2 separate regions of the Homo sapiens genome follow, and region 2 is linked to region 1. A link is a loop called in an ENCODE intact Hi-C map of the cell type or tissue named here. Cell type or tissue: gastrocnemius medialis. All regions are shown on one strand. Links, peaks and the distances in the headings refer to the core of each region. The heading gives the core; the rest is flanking DNA.

What was found. A loop is a pair of places that touch in the nucleus more often than their neighbours do. Peaks named below come from ENCODE experiments on the same cell type or tissue, not always from the same donor. Only the 100,000 strongest peaks of a DNase experiment are listed, where the experiment ranks them.
Region 2: a loop joins it to region 1, with 14 times the contacts of the local background. A loop is called at or near these places in 1 of 110 quality-filtered maps.

Annotation. Positions count from the first base shown.
Region 1 is chr2:129,236,504-129,241,882 of GRCh38, reverse strand. No RefSeq gene overlaps it. Among named protein-coding and RNA genes, the nearest start is that of LINC01854, 35 kb to the left of the region's middle. In gastrocnemius medialis, for the core only: no CTCF peak of the experiment used is centred there; a DNase peak (open chromatin) is centred at 2,532; H3K27ac peaks cover 1,421 bases.
Region 2 is chr2:129,299,315-129,304,693 of GRCh38, reverse strand. No RefSeq gene overlaps it. Among named protein-coding and RNA genes, the nearest start is that of LINC01854, 28 kb to the right of the region's middle. RefSeq lists an enhancer at 4,879-5,379. In gastrocnemius medialis, for the core only: no CTCF peak of the experiment used is centred there; DNase peaks (open chromatin) are centred at 2,343 and 3,123; H3K27ac peaks cover 2,697 bases.

The DNA of each region.
Region 1 (5,379 bases), core at 291-5,290:
TGTGGGAACATAATGGGGGATAACTAGATACACCCTAAATGACTACCAGCAGTAAAAGGCATTAATAAATTGTGATAGATTCATGTAATATAAAATTAAAGTTAAAAATGATTTACTAGAGCTGTGCAATTGAGTGATGTACAAATCCTAATGCTCAACTGCTTCAAACCTACAATAACAGCAGTTTCAAGGATTTCAGCCTAATACATTTATAAATATATTTAAATTCCAAAAATATTCAATTCTGTGTCAAAAGCAAATTGCACAATCATATTTAGAGTAACATGTTACTAAATATTATTTAGAGTAACATTTTAAAACTCTACAAATTAGCACTTTATGTTTTGAGGATGGGAATAGATGCAGAACAATTGTTTATTGATACTTGACACAAATGTTCCTATCTCTGGATGAGGGACACGGATGCCCTCAAGGAGGGGTATGCGAGATCCTCAGATTGCTTAAAAATCTGAAGCCAACGGACAACATATTCAAACTTGCTAAAGCTGGTGGTGAGGAAATGGGTGTTCATTATTTTATACAATTTCTCAAGTAATAAGAAGGAGACAACAGGAAAGGGAAGGAAAATAAATCAAGTCTCCAGTGCTCTGTTTCCACAGCCTCTGCAGTAGACTTCCTGGAGCCCTTGACTGTGGTTGCAGCACAGGAGGCCTGTGCCTTGCAGAGGCAGCAGGCACAGGCGGCCAGGAACATGGCCTCATCTTGCCCATCTCCTGTAGAATGGGGCCCTTTCGGTGTGAGGAGGGCATGAGGAAGCATCAAGGAGAGCGTGGACAGGCTGCGAATCCCTTAGTGTCCCCTCTCAGTCTCCCTGGAAGACTACAGTGAGGGTCTCAGGTCACCTGGCTGAATCTCACATCACAGTGAGCAGCGTAGCTGGGCCTGCCACCACCATGGAGTGAAGGACCTCTCATAAATGGCTTGGAATCATCCACCTATCATATAATGCACACACCAACCAGGAAGGTCCAACGCACATCTTGTTACTTCCAGGAAATCACTTTCTGCCCTGCAGACCTCTCCCTTCTCCAAAGGCCATGTCTGCCCGATCCCCACTTATCAAAGGCAACTGGCCCCATCCACCTCACTGCCTGGCACATGCAGCCAGCACAGGGCCACCTCTCCTGCTGTGACGGGGCTTATGTCACCACTCTGCCTGCCCCTTTGGTGTAGTTTTCCTTGCTCTTGTTTTCTCTGGGAAAGGAGGTCTCACACAGGTGGACATTAGATCATGGTCCTGCAGTGGGGGAGCTTCTGGGATGAGGCTTCCTCAGCTGAACCCCAGATGGGACCAGCCGGCTCAGTGCCAGGCAAGGAAGAGCTTCAGCCTCCCTTTCTGGGGCAAAGCCTGTGCCTGGGAGTTCATGGCATGAAGGGACAGAACCAAACGAGGGTCCCCCAATGTGGCAAATCCCCAAGAGAAAAGAAGGAGAAGCTAACTGAACACATGCACCCAGCTTCTACTCCCAAATGTACCAGTTAGATAATTCACTCCTCCTTCCCTCACAGAGAGTGTGGGGGCAGAGAGGAGGCCCTTCTGCATGGAATGAACAGCTAAGACCTTCCCCTTATTTATGTTGTGTTGGTATTTGTTGCTATTTTGGCCAGCAAATGGGCTAGGCCATTTGTATTCACTTCTCCTTTTGCCCTCCCCTCAGTAGCACGAGGTATGAACTTTCCTTAGAATAGAGATGACAGTAACAGTGGGTATCAGAGCTGTGCTTAAAATCCAAGTCCAACTTGGAGCCAGAGCTTCTGCTGGAGAGCAGACTGCTCTGTGACTGCAGGTACGAGGTGCGGAAATGAGGGCCTGTGGGCCCTGGGTGCAGACCCCATGCGTGGGCCTGGACCCAGCTCTGTTCGTGGGATTGTGGGTAGGCTGGATGCTGGGGGTGGGAACCCCACTGTCAACAGTCATGGATTGGCCTGCCCTGAATCCTGTGAATGCCGCTGTAGGGGAGGGGACCGGGAAGGGAGGAAGAGGCTGCTAGCTGATCTTGGTATAGGACTCTCACTGTGATTCCAACCTCTCTGGAGACAGATCAGCACTGGGTGGGATGTCAGGGCTGAGCTGACACAGTTCTCTCCCCACAGTCAACTCCACCAAGGGTCAGTTGTTCTGGTGGAACGACTGTGTGCCCATAGTCTAAGATAAATTATCAACAACAAGTCTGTTTAATGAGCACAGACATTTGGTTGAGAGCATAATGAAAATAAATCTGCAAAGCATTTTCAGCTGATTTCCCCATTTAGGGTCTGTCATATTAGCATGGCTTTCTGGTTTACAAAATAAGCCTACATGAAGGCACAATTAGAACCTCCTGAAAAATCTTTATTCCCTTTCCTTGTTGATTTAAAATATGGCTTTCCTTATTCTTCCTCAGCACCCTGGCACAGAATGCAATGTGCTCCTAACCCCACCCTGTCTGCTCAGCCCACTGAGGACTACAGGAATGAAAGCCTGGGCTCTGCCAGTCACTGGGCAGGTGCAGAGAATGCTGTTGGGGCAATCCTGGCATGGGTTGCTGCCTTCTAGAACCTGTGTGTGGATTCAGATGTCACTGTCTCTCAGGATTTTGGCAGGAGAGCTAATTTTGATACAAGATACACAAAGAGAAAGCATACCTCTCTTTTCACAGCCAAGCACAAGGCTGCAATGTACAAGGGATACAGAGATCCGACCACTGAACGCCTTACATTTTATGCACAAAATGCCTCCCTTCTCAGATTTAAAAAATAAAAAAAAGCAAGTGGGCTGGGCACAGTGGCTCATGCCTGTAATCCCAGCATTTTGGGACACCAAGGCAGATGGATCGCCTGAGGTCAGGAGTTCGAGCCCAGCCTGGCCAACGTGGTGAAACCCCATCTCTACTAAAAATACAAAAAATTAGCCAGGCGTGGTGGCATGCGCCTGACATCCCAGCTACTCGGGAGGCTGAGGCAGAAGAATTGCTTGAATCTGGGAGGTGGTGGTTGCAGTGAGCCAAGATTGTGCCATTGCCCTCCAGCCTGGGTGACAGAGCAAGACCCCATCTCTAAGTAAATAAATAAGCAAGTTATGATTTATTTCCACAAATTATGCCAGAGGTGGGGGATGGGAGCATGCCAAGGTTGTGCCCCCACTCTATTTTCTAACTTCTTTATAAGGACTTTCAAATAGAAAAAAGTGGAAAGAACTTGAAAGCAAACACCCGGATACCTGCTTTAGTTCATTTTCTGCCACTCTAACAATACCAGAGACTGGGTGATTTACAATGAACATAAATTTATATAGCTCATGATTCTAAAGGCTGGCAAGTCCAGGAGCATGGTGCTGGCATCTGGTGAGGGCCTTCCTGCCGATTCATGACAGAGCAGAAAGCATCACATGACTAGACAGCAACAGCATGCATGACAGCTCAGCTGTCGCTCCCTCTTCTTATAAAGCCATCAGTTCTGATGACCTCTGTAAATCCTAATTACCTCGCATGGCCCCACCTCCCATCAACATATGAATTTACGGATTAAATTTCCAGTACATAAAATTTGGAGGACGCAATCAAACCAAAGCATTAGTCCCTCACCCCTAAAATTCATGTCCTTCTCACATGCAAAATACATTCACCCCCATCCCAATAGCTCCAATGTCTTGACTCATTCTGGCATCAACTCAAACATTCAAAGTTCAGAATCTCACTTGAATCAGATACATGTGAGACTCAAGGCATGATTCATCCCATGGCAAATCCCATCCAGCTGTGAGCCTTTGTAATCAAAATGAGTTGTCTACTTTCAAAATACAATGATGGGACAGGCATGGGATAGATATTACCATTCAAAAGGGAGCAACAAGAAAGAAGAACAGATAACTGGTCCCAAGTACAAAACCCAATTGGGAAAACAACATTAAGTCTTAAGACTCCAGAATATCCTTTCACTCTATGTGCTGCCTCCCGGACACACTAGTGGAAGGGTTGGGCCCGCAAGGCCTTAGGCAGCCCCACCCCTGTGGCTTTGGTGGGCTCAGTCCACACTTCAGTGCTTCCAGGCTGGTGTTGCATGCTGGGAACTCTACAGTTGTGGGGTCCTGGTGGTGGTCCCAACTCTGTAGCCTCATTAGGCATTGTCCTAGTAGGCACTCTCTGGGGTGGCTACACCCCTGCCACAAGTCTCTGCATGGGCCCCCAGGTTGTTGATATATCCTATGCAATCTCAGTGGAGGCTGCTGTGCCTCCACAGCTCTTGCTTGCATTCTGCACACCTGCAGAGTTAGCACACCATGGTCTTCACCAAGGTTTATGACTTGTACCTTGCAGGGTAGTGGGTCAAGCTGCACCTAGACTCACTAGAACCACAGCTGGTGCAGCCAAGCATTACTGCACCAGAATACAGGGATCAGAGACTGGACCCAGGCTGTAGCTCATCTGCTGAAATTGTATGTGCTGGAAGTTTAATTGCTGAATTCATTTTGATTGGAGGCAGGCCATTGAGAGGTCATTAGGACTTTAAAAGATCATTAGGATGAAGCCCTGGTGATGGAACTGCTGGTTTCATAAAAAGAGGAGGAGACACCTGAGCTGTCATGCACAGTGTTGCAATCAAAGATCTCTAAAATGCCTTCGAGTTTTTCCCCCATTGTTTTGATGAATAGCCTCTGGCTTTGTTCTATCCACACTAGTTTTCTTATCAGTCAGTCACTTGGTCACACTCTTGGTTTCCTCTGCTGAAAATGCTCTTTCATTCTCTACCGCATGGAAAGGCTTTTTTTTTTTTTCAAATCTTTATATACTGCTTCCCTTTTAATTATACATTCCATTTCAAGTCATTTTTTAACTCCCACATCCCACTGTCTACAGTTAAAAGTAGCCATGCAGCAGTTAGAATGCTTTGCTCCTTAGATGGTTCTGCCAGATATCCTAGTTCATCACTCTTAAGTTCTACATTCCATAAAGCTCTTGAGCATGGATACAATTCAGCCAAGGCCTTTGCAACTGTATAACAAGAATGGCAAGGATGGCCTTTACCCTAGTGTCCAATACCTTGTTACTCAGTTCATCTGAGACCTCAGCAGAATGGCCTGTACTGCCCAGATTCCTATCAACATTTTGGTCATGGCCACTTAATCTCTAAGAAGATTCAGGCTCTCCCTAGTCATGAAGTATTCCTCTAAGTCCTCACCAAAATTGCCCTTAGTGCTCCATTCATGTCTTTACCAATTAGTCATTTCCAAAACTTTCCAGGTATTTCCACATTTCAGGTATTTACAGCAACCTTTTCAGGTATTGATAGCAACAGCTGGGTACCAATTTTTTGTCTTAGTTGGCTTTTTGTTGCTATAATTGAATAACTCACACTGGATATAAAGGAAAAATTTACCTC
Region 2 (5,379 bases), core at 262-5,261, 63 kb before region 1:
CTGGTCTTTACAGCTACCTGAGTTCAGGAGGCTCATGTTTGCTGTTGGTTGGGTGTGGGGTGCTAGCTTGCCTCTAGGCCTGCCCTGGTATATCCTTGGCTGAGAGAGGTAGCAATGACCCAGCTCCCCACCTGGCGTCCACTGGCACCATAGAAGTAGGTGGCCTTGTTACCTGTGTGTTGTTACTAAAGTCCTGAGTTTCCACTAGGCTTCCTCTGACACTATCCCACTAGGGCAGGGAAGCAGTGTTCTTGCTGCTGGTTGGGGACAGAAAACCAATCTCTCCCTGTGGTCTCCACTAACACCATGGCAGGAAGGGGAGTGGGCAGTAATGTCCCTACTTGGCCTTGTCTGATGACACACATAGTACCAGAAAGGGGCGTTGGCTGTCTTATTACAGACTGGCCAGGGTAGACATCTAGGCTGCAGGTGGCCTTTGCTAGCCTGAGCTTTTCTTTCATGTTTGACTTGCGCATGCAGTGGTTACTGTGTAAAATATTTCTGTCTTTCTTGAATGACCCCATTTCTGGTGCTTTGAGTAGAGAAAGCAGGAGGGTATTTTGTGTTTCTTTTGTTGTTGCTGTTGTATGTATGTGTGGTGTTTTTGTTTGTTTTTGGTTTTGGTTTTTTGTTTGTTTGTTTTTGCCCAGGCTGGAGTGCAATGGCATAATCTCGGCTCACTGCAACCTCCGCCTCCCGGGATTCAAGCGATTCTCCTGCCTCAGCCTCCGGAGTAGCTGGGACTACAGGCATGTGGCACCACGCCCAGTTAATTTTTTTGTATTTTTAGTAGAGATGGGGTTTCGCCATGTTGGCCAGGCTGGTCTCAAATGACTGACCTCAGGTGATCCACCCACCTCAGCCTCCCAAAGTGCTGGGATTATGGGTGTGAGCTACCGTGCCTGGCCTTTGTGGTTTTTAAAATCTGCATCTGTTTGCTCTTCTGGGTTGCTGGCTTTTCAACTCCAAGTCAGGGATGTATAATGCAAAAGGAAGCCCAGGGAACTCATTGGTATTGTTCCTTGGGTCCCAAAGTCCCTTCTTGGTGTGCTTCATTCTCTTCACTACTCAGAATCTTCTTATGTTGGTTTTTTTATATAATCTCCAGTGATTTTAGTTATTCTTAGCAAGAAGAATAAGCAAAAATTTTCTTACTTTATCTTCCCAGAAGATGATAGCTTGTTTTTATATGGGAAAAAAGCCAACATTAAATAGATTGTGAGATTTCCCAGGTTCCTAGGTAATTGCAGAAGTGAAAACAAAACCTTTCTTTCACTTGAAATCTCATATTCTTTCCAACACACTATACTAGTATTTTTATTCTGTATTTACACTGTAAATTATATATTTAGTTATTTATTTGAAATAAACTGTTGTACTATTTTCTCACCATTTCATGCATTTAATCTTTCCACATTAAAAAGAAAAAGATAGCCCAAAATCCCATCATTAATTTGTCCATTAGTAGGTGAATATATAAGCAAATGTGGTATATTTATACACATGTATATTTGTTTCAGTGTATATTTGTATATAACATGTCGTGTATACCCATACAATAACACACTACTCAAAATGACAATGAACTATGGAGCTATGCAGCAGCATGGGTAGATCTCAACAATGTTACGTTCAGTGAAAGAGTCCAGATTATAGAATGCTGTTTACATGATGCTCCAGAGCTGGCAAAACTAAGCTATGATGAAAGAAATCAGATTCATGTCTGACTAACGTGGGGGAATAGCTGGCAAAAGAGCATAAAATAATCTTCTAGGCTTATGAAAAGTCATATATCTTAATCAGGATGTGGATTAGACAGGGGCATCCATTTATCAAATTCATCAAATTATACACTTAAAATCTGCTGCTTTTTATTCTACGTAAACTGTATCACAATAAAGTCAATCTAGGGAAAAAGAAAGGTTGGCTTCACTCCATATTTTTCTTCTGTGCTTCCCAAGGCATGGTAGTAATACTTGACTGTAACATAATAGAGCAAGTGGAGTTGAAATAAAATGCAGTAGAATGAGGCAGTGTGCAGCGTTGTGGAGTGGAAGGAACGGGGTGGGACAGAAGTAGATTTTATTACTTGGCTGAGAAGTCTAGGAGGTAGTGTTGCTAAAGCATTGGAGTTCAGTGTCTTCTGGAGACCACACAGTCCGTCCTGCTAATGCTCAGTGAGTGGATGAGGAGTAGGAGGAGGTCTCCTTCGTGTACTAGAGGACTCCATTCTCCCTGAGAGTGGCTCTGAGGATTGGAGTGGACTGTGCCAATGAGAAAGTGAGGGTGAGGAGTGCTCACATATCACCTCCCTATAGTCGGAAGTCGTGTGTCTGCCTCATGCTGGAAGCTTCACAGGACACAAATGAGACAGACACAAAGAATCCAGTGTGAGAAACGCAAGCTCCTAATTTCTTCATGGCAGTGAAAGGTGAGCTTACACAATACCATGAATCGAGTTCTAGCACATCAGTGGCCTGTATGGGCTGAACATCATTCAGTAGTGGAGACTCTCCATTGCAATGCCTGCTTCATAACCCTGGACTCTCTTACTGAGGCACATTTAAGAATGTCTGCGGGTACCACCTGTGCCAGGCCCATGAACACTTACAGGACAGAGTATGCAACCAAGGATGTTCGGGTCACATAGCCTGCAAACCTCAGATCAGGCAGTTGGGTATTAATTGCTGTATCCATTAATGCATGTGAGATTCTCCACTAACAAAGTAAAAGTGGGAGAGCAACTAGCATTTAAAAATAGAGTTGAAATGGTGGAGAAAGGCTGCCACAGCGAGAAGCTGCCAAGATTCATCATTAACCGAGTGCAATTCCTAGTCAAAGCTGACTGTGCCAAGGAATTCTTGTCCTATGGCCCTAGCTCACTGTTCTGCTTAGCAGGATTTAGAAACAAACCCAAACAAAACAGAGACTTTCACAAGGCTGACCTCTTTAAGAAATAATTCTATTCCTGGAGCCATGGTTGACGGTGGTATTGCTGCATAATGATGCCATATGGCCACACTCCCAGTTTCAAATCACACCCGAGGTTAGGAGAATGTCCTGATTATTCATGAGGCAATATCATATCAGAAGCACTAATTTGCAGTTTCATGCTTGTCCAACAGTCATGCCTTTGTTCTTGGACTCTCTGGGTGGGTGTGCGTGGCACAGACACACTCACATTCACCCACATGGCTGTAATGACATTACTCTTCCTTCAAGCACTGCAGCCATCCCTGGTTGCATTATCTATTCCACAAGTGTACACAGTCGGGTACACCTTTGGTACTAACTCACTCCTGCAACCCCAACTGCCCAAATCTCCTGGGCAGGAGGCTGGGACTCAGAGCAAGCCTCCCAGTGAGCTGTGTGGGGGCCATCCTTGAGCCCCTGTCCTCTCTCTGCTCCCCCTCCATAAAGAATCCACCTCTCTCTCCATAAAGAATCCACCTCTCTCTCCATAAGGAATCCACCTCTTTCTGTGTCTCTGAGCATGGCCAAGATGGCTGGTCCTGCTCCTCGTCCTGCACAGGAACCCACCTCAGTGACAACATTTAAAAGCTACTATTTCCAGTGCTGATGACCATTTTTCCTTCAGCAAACCCCGGTCACAAGACCTTGGTCTTTCTGTTTGGGAAGGTCCACAGAGGTGCTCTTTTCTGCTGTCACTGATGGAAAGGGATGGTCGGGGTGGTCTCTGGTTCTCTGTCCAGGCATTCTTACAGAGGGCAGAGTGACCCCACCTGCCAGGCCCTTCAGCAAACCATCTGTACAAGGGGGAGCTCTGGCCTGGCTCTCAAAGTCTGAGTGGGTAAGAGTGGAATAGAGGGAGGGCAGCAAGGGGACGCTCAGGCAGAAGGACAGGTTAGTCGCTGGAGCAAGTCGCAGAGGGCTTGTGTGCCAGGCTGGAATGAAAAGCAAACCCAAAAGAGAAACTCCAAAAAGAAACACAGACCTGGTGGAGAGCATAGGTCTGGCGGGCCCTTTCCATGAAGAGCTCGCTGCTCCAGGGACTGAAGGCTGCAGCGGTCAGGCCCACTGTCAGTTCAGCACCACAGCTGTAGAGAGCCATTCGCTCAGGGCACCCCAGACAACCAGGACTCTATTAGGCAGGAGCACAGAGGCCTGGCCACCCCGGGCCCAACTCAGGACAGCCCCAAAGGCCATTCTAGCCTGAGGACCCCCAGAGCAGGCAACAGAGCCTGTCCTCGGTGCTGCCTCATAGCTCAACCTCCTCCCTTTCCTTCATAGGCACTGACCCTGGGGACGCTTCTCAATAAACACCCGCCCTGCCAAAGCCCATCTCAGAGGTGGCTTCCCAGGGATCCCAACCTATCACATGAGCTTTAAGATTGGGATGGCGCGGGGGTCATGGACATCAGGAGAGGTTTTCAGGAAGGGAAGGGCGTTCTGAGAGCCCCATGACACTCAACTCAGGCCTACTTCGGTCTGAGCAGGAGGAAACAGGTGCAGTGGAGGAATCCCATGGAAGCTGTGGCACTAGCATTGTCGGACAGTACTCCTCAGGGGGCCCCACAGCAGCCCAGATCCCTGTGGGAGGGTGAAAGGAAGGAGCGACCCGTTGGCAGGTGGGGTCACTGCAGGGTGGCACTGATGGGGACACACTGAGCTCAGGGATAGGGTGGAGGTGGACTGGACTGAGAGCAGCGTCAGAGGGGAAGGCACTGCAGCAGGGGCCCGACATAGGCAGAGGCAGGGGTACATGGTAGGGGTGAGCAATGGTGTAGGGTGCCCTCTGAGGCCGAGAGGGAGCACTGTGGAGGCTCGACCCCCACCCCCGCAGCTGCGCAGAGTTGGGGAGATTCTGGCAAAGGCTGCTCTTCCAAAGGCCTGTGGGGAGGTCCTTGCAATGGCAGGTGGGATGGCTAGAGTGGTTCATGACATGCCCAGAGCCTGGCCTTTATCTCATGCAACAGGCACCTACTGCCTGTGCCAGCACAGTGCCTGTCCTGCATCAGGGCTTGCGGGGGTCAGAGGTGGGGACACCCCAGAGGGAGACTGCTGCAGCAGAGGTGGGGGCTGCACTAACCTGGAAGACCCTGTGGAGAAGACACATTGGCAGGTCAAGGCCTGGGCTCTGGAGCTGGAAGGGTGGGCTGAATCCGTGAGGCCCTTTGGGGCCCACTGGCTCACATTCCTAAGGAGGAAGCATTTCCCCTGAGGGCATGTGGGAGCTGCTCCCCCAGGGTGGGGTGGGTGAGCTGGGAGAGCCACCAGGTGGAGGTGAAGGTGTGGGTCAGAGCCCCATAGTCAGCTGTTAGATTGTTTCTAAAACAAAAGTAAAGGGGGTCTGAATGAGGTTGAGTTTCTCTTTAGGGCAATAGGCACATACTTTGGCCGACTCAGACGCCTGTTCTC